Regions from separate parts of the Homo sapiens genome. Here region 1 is linked to region 2. The links are chromatin contacts, found by Hi-C or POLR2A ChIA-PET in ENCODE. All regions are on one chromosome and are shown on one strand. The core of a region is the stretch at or near the end of the contact, and the rest is flanking DNA. Distances in the headings are between cores, read along the strand shown. Region 1 overlaps DAAM1 (dishevelled associated activator of morphogenesis 1). Region 2 has its middle 38 kb from the start of DAAM1.

The links. Hi-C counts contacts between places; a loop is a spot of excess contacts on that map. ChIA-PET counts read pairs that join two places held with the same protein, here RNA polymerase II (POLR2A). Pooled maps may share reads with other maps.
Region 1: a pooled map shows a loop between it and region 2 (2.0-fold over the local background). The contact joins two enhancer-like sites. A Hi-C loop is called at or near these places in 1 of 50 pooled maps. POLR2A ChIA-PET finds 5 or more read pairs at or near these places in 2 of 52 experiments (H1 and naive thymus-derived CD4-positive, alpha-beta T cell).

Annotation. Positions count from the first base shown.
Region 1 is chr14:59,326,914-59,333,455 of GRCh38, forward strand. It overlaps DAAM1 (dishevelled associated activator of morphogenesis 1), which reads left to right. Exons shown (of 25, transcript NM_001270520.2): 12 at 20-78; 13 at 3,588-3,775; 14 at 4,296-4,595; 15 at 4,900-5,007. Among named protein-coding and RNA genes, the nearest start is that of GPR135, 140 kb to the right of the region's middle. RefSeq lists enhancers at 3,653-3,702, 4,105-4,913. Within about 2 kb of position 3,763, at least 6 of the 41 ENCODE cell types and tissues checked have a DNase peak (open chromatin) inside an H3K27ac peak, as active enhancers do.
Region 2 is chr14:59,146,975-59,153,378 of GRCh38, forward strand. No RefSeq gene overlaps it. Among named protein-coding and RNA genes, the nearest start is that of DAAM1, 38 kb to the right of the region's middle. Within about 2 kb of position 4,182, at least 2 of the 41 ENCODE cell types and tissues checked have a DNase peak (open chromatin) inside an H3K27ac peak, as active enhancers do.

The DNA of each region.
Region 1 (6,542 bases), core at 2,513-5,012, 180 kb after region 2:
TCCTTGAACTCTTACACAGGTTGGTTAATGAAAATGAAGTTAAGCAGTGGAAAGAACAAGCGGAAAAAATGAGAAAAGGTAAATAATGAGGCCCTGATAAGAGGCTGTGTTATTGGTTATTGGGTGACCTTGATTTCCATATATTTTGGAAATTTACATTGATGTTTCTTGTTAGCTTGGTGCAGGCAGCCTTTCTTTTTCCATCTTTTAAGGGCATTTTGCACTGAGTTTCTTAAATTGAGCTATTTTAGTTGTCATACTGATTCTCAAATATTTTATCCTTTTATTATAATCATGTAAATGTTTTGAAAAGCTTATAGCATTTGCTGTTCAGTATTCCTTAAATCAAATTTTCTTAACTACTAATAATTCAAACCCTTCCCCTACTCCGTCATGGCTCTTTAAATCATACTGGGTTTTAAGAAATGTAATAAGGGACTTGAGGAATTATCCAAAATTTTAAAAGAGAAGAACAGGTCACTTGGTTTCTTTTTTTTTTTTTTTTTTTTTTTTGAGATGGAGTCTTGCTCTGTCACCCAGGCTGGAATCAGTGGCGCCATCTCGGCTCACTGCAAGTTCCACCTCCTAAGTTCACGTCATTCTCCTGCCTCAGCCTCCCGAGTAGCTGGGACTACCGGCGCCCGCCATCACATCCGGCTAATTTTTTGTATTTTTATTAGAGATGGGGTTTCACTATGTTAGTCAGGATGGTCTCAATCTCCTGACCTCGTGATCCACCCGCCTTGGCTGCCCAAAGTGCTGGGATTGCAGGCGTGAGCCACCGCGCCCGGCCTACTTGGTTTCAATAACCCAATTCTGTCCATGACCTTGATTTGGTACCAGTTATAAAAAGAGAAGTCATTCAGAAAATCAGTGACCATTGCTGAGATATGTGTTACGAAACATTAGCTGGCCAGCTATTAGTGTGTATTTGAATATGTCTTTGATATTATCTCTTAGTATCAAATGATAGGAGAGACATTTATGTCCATCAGTGTACCAGCCATACAGAGAAATGTATGTAATTTTCCTTCCTGTTTTAAAATATTAACAAATTGAAGTTGGCCTCTTTGTGGAAATAATCATACTGCCAGCTACCATGCTCTCACCATACTGGTTAACTGACTTCCTTTTCCTTGTCCAAGTTATTCACTCACAGCCAATGAAATACAATAGCATTCACCCCAATATTTAATGTGCTGAAAAGCAGGTCCCAGAGATGCCTAAGCATTTCCTTTTCTCTCATCACATTTCCACTGAGCAGAAAAGCAGGGCCATAACTGATATCAGAAAATACCAATTGTGAACTAACTACTGTTATGTTACGAGTTCCTCATATGTATTCAGATTGCTCCCAAATAAGTGACATTGCACATGCATTTTAAAAAATAAATTTCAGAAACTGCTACAAAAATGATAGAAACATTGACTAAAAATCAGGGTAAAGAGATTAAACCAAAGAGAAAATAGTCAATGAGTGGATATTTTAGGAATACACTCTAGAGCATGGAGACTCAAGTGTGCAGGTTGAGGAGAGCACTTAGGATGTAAGCTTTCGAGTCATTCATTCATTCGTTCATTCAGTGAATACCTGTTGAATGCCTGTATGTGTCAGGCACTGTGCTGAGCTCTGGGTCTGAGTCTCAGCTCTCCCCCTTTCTCACTGTGTGGATGGGCTAAGTGATTTCCTCTCTTCTCCCCCAGTCTCGACCTTTGCAACCTGAGGATTAATCCTGACTCACAGCGTGGTTGTGAAGATTAAATGACAAAACAAATATAAGATCATTAGCATAGTGTCTGGCACATACTAGTTGCACAATAAATGATAGCCACTGTTGCAGGATTTAGGTGGCTGAGATGGTACAAAAGAAAATCACCAATGTCAGTGGGAGGAACAGGTTGTTTTAGTGTTTTAAAGTGAAATGATGGGTAGAGTCTAAAAGAGGAAAGATTATAGTTAAATGTTAGTTTTTTTCTAGAAGCTTCAGGTGGCAAAATTGTATTCAAGAGGGCATATTTTGTTAAAATAGTCCAAGGGTAGAAGTGATAAGGAGACAGAAGTTCTGTGGACCTAAAATGTAGAGAATATTTGGGGAGAATTCTCTTTAGGGCAGCACACCCAGGAAGTGCTCAATAAAAGCTTAGTGACTGAATGGTAAATAGATACCATTTGTGGAGAGAGTCATTTAGGCTGGAGCTTCCCAAACCTGGCATACATCAGGATCATCTAAGCCCTGTAGTCGACCTACAAAATAGACTTCTTGGAATAGTGTCTGGGGAGTCTTGAAATGCTGAAAGTTCTCAGGTAATTCTGAGACACAGCCAGCTTCATCAAAAGCTAATGACCAGTGAGAGGAAGGCAAGTTTCTAGTCCTGAAATTGTGAAAGAAGAATGAAATGGAGATAAAAGAAGGAAAATGGGATATAGAGAGGTCATTTTTGGATGTATTTCTGGAGAAGTTAGGGAGGCAACAACAGAGTGGTAGAAGTGGATTGCTGACAAAATCCAGGGATTTTAGTGGCTTGAACTCCTCTCTGTAAACTCTAATTTGGGGGAACTCAGGAGAGAGAAGGTCAGAGACAGAGAAAACAAGAATTTAAATGTGTTAGCAAATTCAGAAATAGAGACCAGCTCTATTAGTATAGCTCGGCCCCAGTGGGTTATACCTCTAGTGGATTTATTGATATAAAAAGAATAGGAATTGGGGACATGTATTTGAAATAAAAATCCGCAGCCTAAACTTTGTTAGTTCTCTTTTCCAAAACTCATCACTCCTTTCAGCAAGCTTGTATTCATTGGCAATGTGAATATGCATTATGCTGAATTGGATGCCCTGTTTTATTATAGCAGGATTGAGGAAGTCAGTAAAACTACAGCTAAGAGTCAATATTTTTCTCCCCTGTGTTACCATGATTTTCGCGTTCTACTGACCCCACTCCCCTTAAGATATTTAATACTGAGATGATAACATTTGCTTTCATATGCCTTAATAATTGTTTACTGAAAGCATAAAATACTTCAAGTAGCCTTCTGAGGGGAGATGGGAGAAGTGATTCCATCTGGGGACAAACCCTGGGTCTGACAGCAGCTCTTCCTCACAGGTGAGACCCTCCCTTCCAGCCCTTCGGCTGGTTGGATGTGAGCTGGCAAACCTAATTCATAAAAGCTGAACTACTCTTTGTCTCACTTCTAATTTGTGAAAAGAGGCCATTTGAATATTTATTTTTTTCCTTGTATTGCTAAAGGACCATTTTAATGACAAGATTCTGAATCAACTACCAAACAGTTACCATTCTCCTCCACAAGAAGTCACTCAAACTTTTGTTCTGTGTTTAGAACTGTGAGTGTAGGCTCTCTTCTTCAGTCTCTTACGTAGTTAATAATAACATTGTTCATCCGAAGCCCACTCCAAGCACAAACATCATTTAGCCTTTGAGTTGCTCCCTTTGATGGAGAAGAGGAATAATATTTACCTAATAAAGATCCTCATAATCTCTGCCATCATCCTCAGTCAATTTTCTTTTAGAGAAAATGCTTCAGCTTTGAAGACTCTCCTGTTTTCATGTCCAATTGTTTTCTCGTGTAGAGCACAATGAGCTACAACAGAAACTGGAAAAGAAAGAACGAGAATGTGATGCTAAGACTCAAGAGAAGGAAGAGATGATGCAGACCTTAAATAAAATGAAAGAGAAACTTGAAAAGGAGACTACTGAGCATAAGCAAGTCAAGCAGCAGGTGGCGGACCTCACAGCACAGCTCCATGAGCTCAGCAGGGTGAGGTCTTCCGCTCAGCTCACGGGCAGCTGCCAAGGCCTCACTGACCCTAGAGCCCCTCACCCTTAAGTAGAGAACTTCATACTGGGGGAATAAAATCTGAAATGGCTCATGATTCATCACAATTAGGAGACTCACTCCCTCTGCTATCATGTAGGCAGCAGAGGCTGTTTGGGGGTGCATTTTTAAATACTGTACAAATCTAAGAGCAAAGGAAATTGCATTAGCTTCTTAAAGTGAAAACTGACTTCATGAAAACCAGACTGTCTGTGATGGTGCAAGAAGTGAGAGAGATATGAATGCATCCCAGACAAGTACTTGAGTGTCAGGTACAAAAGGTTGATGCACTGGAGTCCATAAAGGCCCAAAAGAGTCCATTCGACTTTACCGATCCTTTAAACATTCTCAGAAGGGTGAATTTCTCTATAATAAACATTTTAGGCCAAGTTACAGACTCTTAAATCATTCAATGAATTTACTTCTTCCATTGATCTTTCTTTTCCTATTTTTATCTTTTCAGAGGGCCGTCTGTGCTTCAATCCCAGGTGGACCCTCGCCTGGAGCACCAGGAGGGCCCTTTCCTTCCTCTGTGCCTGGATCTCTCCTTCCTCCCCCACCACCCCCACCTCTACCAGGTGGGATGCTTCCCCCTCCACCGCCTCCCCTCCCTCCAGGTGGCCCTCCTCCTCCCCCAGGGCCTCCTCCCTTAGGGGCAATCATGCCACCTCCTGGTGCTCCAATGGGCCTAGCACTGAAGAAGAAAAGCATTCCTCAGCCCACAAATGCCCTGAAATCCTTCAACTGGTCTAAACTGCCCGAGGTGAGCCATTTGTTCCAGTTTTCCCTTTAATGGATAGCATTAGCAGCTCATTGTGTTATCACTGAAAGGGAAAACAGCCCTGGCTGTTAAATGATTTCATTTTCTAATGTGGACCAAGAGTTCTCACTAGCTCAGATATTTAAGTGATAAAGCTTCTGAAATAAATGACACATTGTTTGAAACCCGTCACTTTGAGTGTCTGGTAGACTGAAAAATTTGGGATAGAAGCACTTTTTAAATAACCATCCCTGTTCTTTTTATGTATAACTGTAAACTATAGCACTTATTACATTGATGTTTCTAGAACAAACTGGAAGGAACAGTATGGACCGAAATTGATGATACAAAAGTCTTCAAAATTCTAGATCTTGAAGACCTGGAAAGAACCTTCTCTGCCTATCAAAGACAGCAGGTAACAGCATATGCCCTCCAGACACCAAAAAGGTAGAAAAATCATGTCTTATGCATGATCTCTGGCCCATCAGCCATGGCCGTGATGTGACCGGCATATGAATTCTAGGCTGTTGGATCTACCCTGTGCATGTCCGTGTCTCCGTCCAAGTGCCTGTTAGTTGTATGTGAACAGTCGAAGATATATAAGCTCCTTGTTAGGGAGTTTCATATCTGGTATATGTCTAAGACCTTGTCTCTATTGGTGTAAAGAGTTTTGTATGCTGTCACTTGTATTTAGTCAAAATGGTTCACCAGGAGAAAGTAGAAGAGTTAAGTAACTTAAATTGTCACCCCACAATGTTTGTATCTAAAGCTATTTTGGTTCATCTGAATTTTTTAAAAATACATATCAAATGGTTACCATTTGAAGCAGAATTCTTTGTGAAATGGATGGAATTTTTAGAAGTATGGAGGTTTTTAAATGACTATAATTTGGCCAGTAGATGGAACTTAGGAGTTTTTACTATATGTCATGAACAGAAGTGGGGTTGTAAAGACCGAGCAAGTGGGGAGATGGTAATGGTGCAAATAGGACCAGAGACGCTACTGAAAAGTGAGCAAAGCTTTTGTAATAGTAGCAAAAACATGTGATTTGGTGCCTGCTGGCACTCCACATTGACAAGGCATCACTATGTGAGCCCCAGTCACATCTGTGTGGTACCTCTTGTTCTTCAAGAGGGCATCGTGATACAGCCTCTTAAAGTTAGACCAGAAGAGAACACAGCAAGGTGGCCAGGTCTGGAGAGTTTCAGAAGAAAAAAGAAAAGGTGGAGTAGGATCCCAAATAATCAAAGCCTTGAGAAGAGAAAACTTGAGTCCAGTAGTGTGAGAAGAAAGATTCTTAAGTATGACTGAAGAGGTGGAATGATGGAGAGAGCAGAGTTCATCCTAAACAGGAACACACGAATGCTGGGCCTCTTACGGGGCTTTCCTTGGGCTTTACTGAGAGGCCCTTAACTCCCAGATGAATCATGGGTGGAGCATCCTTAAACAAGCAGCAGACTTCCTAGTTGGTTTCCTTGGCTTAGTCCCCAAGAAAGAGTGTATCAGAAAAGAAATACTGAGCACCAAAAGAGTAGATGGACTCAGGCTAGGGGGAGAAACAAAAACTAAGGGTTTCTTGTTTCATTTTGTTTTGTTTTTCAAAATGGCCTTTGATACATCTGAAATGGGGGGGAAAAGCCAATATTTAAATGAATATTTTTCCTTAAGAAAGGGAAAGCTTTTCTGCAATGCCTTTTATGCTACTTTAATAAAATACAAAAATAGAGGCGGTTGCCTGCCATAGTGACATGAACCCTTAAAACAGGAGCCCTCAGCTGCCCACCCCTACTGTAAGTAGAAAGGCAAACTTGGGCAATGCTATACACACCAAATAAGGGAAGATGAAAAAAACACAATGAAGATAAGGCATTGGCCAATAGAAAGCAAAACAATTTATCCTTCAAAGGACAAAAGTTGTCTTTAGAGTCCTCACGTGGCAGGGACTGTGAC
Region 2 (6,404 bases), core at 2,932-5,431:
ATCTGTTACCTCAAAATTACATACGCCAATGATGTGTAATAGGTCAATATTAACATGTTAACAAAGTTAACATTGATGTTGACTGGAAATAAAATGGCCACATGAAGCAAGTCCAGATGCAAGCAATCTGTAGTCACACATAATAGGAGGGCTCTTTAAAGTTGGAAAGCCATTTAGTTTGAAGGCCTCAGAGGAGATGACTTCAACAACAGCAGTTGAAACAGAAGGAAAAAAAAACCTTTTCATTCACGTTCCAATTCTGCAAAGACTGAATTCTAACTGATTAGAGGGCATGTGACAGCCAAATGAGTTTGAACAATAGAACAGAGTGTGGTGGAGGGATTCAAGTTTGGGGCTAGAAAGCTGGAGTGTTGAATTTTCTTTAAGGCTTTGCCAATGACTTGCAGCCTGGCTTTACCCTAATTATTTATGCCCCCTCTTTCCCTCCAATGTTACAATCCCTTTGTCTATAGAAATCACAGGGAAAATTATTTGTAGCATGCTTTGTACAATGTATGCTGAGATAGCAAACTATGATAAAGAATTCTGTTCGTCCTAGCTGGAGATAAATGGACAGGCTAGACCACCCAAAGGTAACTTGGAACATTGGTAAATTTTTAACAAGTAATTATCTTCTTTCCCTTTTTTACATTTTATTGTGAAAAAATCGGAAAGTACAAAAAATAAAAATAGATAAAAATTCACCCATCATCCCTGTTGATATTTGGGATATGTCCCTTCAGTCTGTGGTGTGTGTGTGTGTGTGCGTGTGTGTGTGTCTGCATGTGCTTGTGACACTATTAATACATACACTCTTAAAGAGAAAAAGATGTGTTTAGTAAATTACAATCATACTCTACATTGTACTTTCTAGCTTGTATTTTTCACTTAATAGATAATATCAACTTTTTTAAAAAATAATCTTTGAGGACTTTTTGGTGGCTGCCATATTAATATGCTAATTGTACATAATATTATTTAATCAATCCCATCTTGTTAGATATTTAGGTTATTCTCAACTATTTGTTATTAAAAAAACAACGTGTATTAAATATCTTTAAATATGAATCTGTGTTTCTAATTGATTACATGATTAAGATAAGTTTTGGTTACTGAAATCACTGAATGAAAGGATATGAATATTCTAGGCTCTTAATATATATTACCTGATGGCTTTCCAGAAAGGTTATACCAAATTACACTTTAGTCAGTATTGTATGAGATTATACAATTCCCTAAACTTTCTCAAATAATGCTGCTTTCCCTTTTTTCATCTTTAATATTTGATAGGTGTTTTAAAGCATTTTTAAAAATTTATTTTATTATTAATGAGCAATCTTATTGAATTGGGAATTAGGATAAGTATATGTGAATTTTTCATTGAATCTCGTATTTTTCAAACTTGAAGACAAGATCTTTTATCTCATCAAAAGAGTGTCTTAGAAGAGCAAACTTCTGGCTTATACTTAAAGAAGAAAATAGAAACTGAAAGCCCCTGAGGATACTCAGATTTCTGCCAATGGTCTAGAACAGGGATGGCAAGTTTATGCAAATATATAATGCCTTTGTTCTCCCTCCTTTCCCTCCGTTAACTGGCAGACATCACTAATTTATCATGACACTTTTTTCGCAGTGAGCCTAGATGTACTCTCAGAATTCTTCCCCACACCACTACTGCTGATATGAGCTATTATCTCTCTTAGATGGCATTTAAGATGAAACCAATTTGCCTTCCTGGCCCAGAGAGCAACCTACATTTCCACAGGAAAAGATAAATGCAGGGAACAGTACAATGTTACGTGGCTGCTAGTCTCTTCCTCTGATCTATTTCTCTCCCAAATATACATCATAGAAATGCAGTATTAGCTACACATAAATTTTTCCCATTGTATATATTCCATTAATGTATACAATGTGCTTAGGAAAGTTCTCACTCCTTTTCCATGTCCTCCTTAATTTCTGAGATACTACTCCTTGAAGATACTCAATAAATTCCTGTGGCTATCTAACAATGTAATTGTCAGGATTCTATGCTCTTAGTAAGTCTAGTTCTCTTCAAAATCCATATAAATCCTTCCTCCAAAGTTTGCCCTCACTAGCCATCATTCAGTTATGTTTATTCTCCCTTCCAATCCCTTTCTATTTTAATGTCCCCTTTTAATGCTGTTGTTACCATTCCCTAAAAAGATACCATTTCATGGGATTTGGAATGGCCATGCCTGAGGCAAGTCCATTAAATAAGCATGCAAGAGTGTGAGTGCTGTGCAAAGCATCTTTAGAGAGAGATAAAATCATTCTTACATAGACTATCTATCTTAGAGAAATGGTGCTCTTTCATTTCGCTACAAAAGAAGTGAGCAGCTGGTAAATAGTAGGTAATAAAAGCTGCACTTTCAATGAACAATAGAAAAGACCAAGGTCAGAGGAACTGATGAGGAACAGCTAGTCAGCCTTTCTTATGACGGAGCTTAGCCTGGCTCCTAGTCTTTGCCTCTCTCTTCTTCCAGTAGCCTACCTTACCTACGACCAATCCTGAGCTTAGGCAAGAAGAATTTTAAGATGTTTCTGTTCCATTTGAAATTAGTTCATCTGGCTCTGACCTTGGGCATAACTGGTCATGAAACTTCCCATGTATTCAATGTCATTGGTGTACTTAACATTTTTGAGCATCCATTATGTGCCAGACACAGCAGTAAACAAGATAGATATAATGCCTGCTAGAGGCAATACAAGGGATAGTTTCGGGAGGCCTTAGATATACCATCATCTCCATTAGCCCCTTCCTCAACACAAATAAACTCCTAGTCCTTCTTTGTTTCTGTTTTTGTTTTCTGAGACAGCGTCTCACTTTGTCACCCAGGCTGGAGTGCAGTGGCACAAACACAGCTCACTGCAGCCTTGACCTCCCCTGCCCAAGCGATCCTCCTGCCTCAAACCCCCAAGTAGCCAGGACTACAGATGTGAGCCACCATGCCTGGCTAATTTTTGTCTTTTTTGTAGAGATGAGGTTTCACCATGTTGCCCAGTCTGGTTTTGAACTCCTGAGCTCAAGCAATCCACCTGCCTTGGGCTCCCAAAGTGCTGGAATTACAGGTGTGAGCTACCGTGCCTGGCCACTCCTAGCCCTTCTTTTCACTAGATTGTTACTCAAATTCTCTCCTGTAGAGGTATCGGAACTACCACTGGTCTGATTTTTGTACTCATGGAACTTAGATTTAGTGGGTCAAGCACCAACAAGTAAGCAGTCAGTGACAACCCAGTACTGCACAAGCTCTGACTATGGCATTACATGGTGCTGTGAATACTCAAGAAGGACATCAAATCCAAGTGTCACAGAAATGACATCCAAAATGAGGCCCATGGTGGTTAATTTTGTGCAACTCGATTAGGTTAAGCAATGCCCAGATAGCTGAAAACATTATTTCTAGGTGCACCTGTCAGGGTGTTTCTGGAAGAGATTAGAATTTGAATCAGTAGAGTGAGTAGAGAAGATCTGCCCTCATCCATGTGGGTGGATATCATCTAATCCACTGAAGGCCTGAAGAGAACAAGAAGGAAGTGGAAGAGTGAATTCTCTCTCTCTTTCTTGAGCTGAGGAATCCATCTTCTCCTGCCCTTGGACATTAGTTCTCCTGGTTCTCAGGCCTTTGGATTCCAGAACTTGCAGCAGCAGCCCCCTCAGTTCTCAAGCCTTTGGCCTTGGATTTGGACTTATACCATCAGCTTCTGTGTTTCTCAGGCCTTTGAACTTGGGCCAAATTACTCCATCAGCTTTCGTGGTTCTCCAGCTTGGAGATGGAAGATGGTGGCACGTCTCAGCCTCCATAATCGCATGAACCAATTCCCATAATAAATCTCCTCTTACCGATCTATGTAATCTCTCCATCTCTCCATCCATCTAACCTATTGTTTATCTGGAGAGCACTGATAGATACAAGACCTAAAGCGCGGTATGACTTAGGTAGCAAAAGAGGCAGAGGAGAAGACTCCTAAGCAGAGGATTCAGTATCTACCAAGGTCAGAAGGAAAGAAAATATGACATATTCTAAAAACTGTTAGTTTTGGAGGGTAAATATGAGGAGTGAAGGGTAAGAGAAACAGAGTAAATCTCAAAAGACAAGGATGGGGAAGTGGGCAGGGCCAGTCCAAAGAGGGCCATAAGCCATGCTATGCAGTTTGGACTCTATCCTTAACTAGACAAATGGGAAGTGAAACCAAGTTTGAAGCAAGCAAATAAACTGATCAGTTTGTGTTTAAAAAGACCACTCCGGCCACAGAAGTGAGAATGGAGAGGAGGTAGGCAAAGCTTTTGAGGAGGAATTCATCAGGAAGCTGCCACAGAGAGTAATGTGGCTGGAGCCAGGGTAGTGGCGATGGGGAAGGGAAGAAGTACAGGGGTTGTATTAGTTTGCAAGGGCTGCAGTAACAAAGTGCCATAAATTGGGTGGCTTAAAACAACAGAAATGTACAATCTCACAGTTCTGGAAGCTGGGAGCTTGAAACTAAGATGTCGGCAGGGCTATGCTTCCTCTGACAACTCTGGGGTGAAACTTTCCTTGCCTCTTCTAGCTTCCAGTGTTTGCCAGCCATCCTTGTTTCTCCTGGGTTTGCAGGCGCACCATTCCACTCACATGGCTGTCTCCTCCCTATGTGTCTTCACATCCACATTCCCTCCAGGTGTCTGTCTCTATATCCAAATTTCTCCTTTTTATAAGGACACCAGTTATATTGAATTTGGGCTCACCCCAATGACCTCAGTTTAGCTTGATTACCCCTGTAATCTTATGCTTGACTTCTGAGGTCCTGGGGATTAGGACTCCAACATATCTTTTGGGGGGACAAAATTCAACCCATAACAGGAGTTCTTTTTTAGTCCAAGCCCCATCTTTCCCCTGATGCTCTGGGTCAGATGGATGCCTTGTCCCCTGGGCCTGAGCCCTTGTCCTCCGTGATATGGCACTGGCTGGTTCTTCACAGCCCTTCTTCCAAAGGCTAGAGATGGGATCCTTGGGACTTTCCTACTGCCACTGCTTGCCAGTTCAGCTCTCAAAATATTGTTTGTATCTGAATTCCTCAGCCAAGGCTCTGTCCAGCCCCCACAATGCCCCATTCCCAGGATGTGACATTCCTGTTGCCAATTGACTTTCCTATCAGCTGTCATCTATTTTGTAACCCACTAGATCAGTATTTCTCAAAGTGTAATCCAGAGACCACCTGCAGCAGAATCACCCTGGAGTATTGTTTAAAATGTGGTTTATTTTGATCCACATAACCCCACTGAATCAGAATCTCTCTCTAGCTGTGGGGTCTGGGAATTCATGTTTGTAACATGCTGTGCTAGTGGTTTTTGTGAACACTCCAGGTTATTCATTCTGCTTACCTGGCTTCCTCCCAGCATTGCTGCAGGGTCTGCCTCCCAGGGTTGGCACTGTGTCTGTAAGTAGGGCTCATCCCAGGCCCATCTCCCTTTCTAGTCTTTCCCATGCTGTCCTGGTTAAGTTTAACCATTCCAAATCACCAACGTGGATCTCACAACCAGAGGAGGAAGAATAGTCTTGAAATAAATTATTCTTATGAAGAAAAGACTCAAGTATTGGAATTTCACTTGACCTGATGAGGGCAGGTAATTACACACAACTGATGAAAATTCAGTGAGAATAAAGTTATTTATTGATGGGCTCTAAGAATGCCCAGAAATGAGGTGGCTCACGCCTGTAATCCCAGGAGTTTGGGAGGCCGAAGCGGGCGGATCATGAGGTCAGGAGATCGAGACTATCCTTGCTAACACAGTGAAACCCCGTCTCTACTAAAAATACAAAAAAATTAGCCAGGCGTGGTGGCAGGTGCTTCTAGTCCCAGCTACTCGGGAGGCTGAGGCAGGAGAATCGTGTGAACCTGGGAGGCAGAGCTTGCAGTGAGCCGAGATCGTGCCACTGCACTCCAGCCTGGGCGACAGAGTGAGCCTCCATCTCAAAAAAAAAAAAAAAAAAAAAAGAATGCCCAGAAAAATTTAAAACTGGATAAGGTATCAACAGGAGAATCATATAATGATTAAGTATATATATATAAAATATTATGATATATAACATTATATATATTATACATGTATAAAAACATAAAATTGATAGCAGTGATAGACTATCCAGAGCCCTGACTGCTTCCCTCAACCCTGAACATTCATCATCACTCTAATTCAAAAGAATCATAGTCTGAAAGTTCTCAATCATCTGATATTTAAACAAGGAAATATACCTTCTGATGGTTTTAAGGATTTGGAGTTTTGAGTTTGACTCCAGTATAAGTGTGTATATGATAGATAGAAGTATGCAAAAATGTTCATTTTTAAAGCTCAGTTCACACATAAATTTTTAGTTTTTCTTTGAGGGGTTGAAGTTTCAACTCTA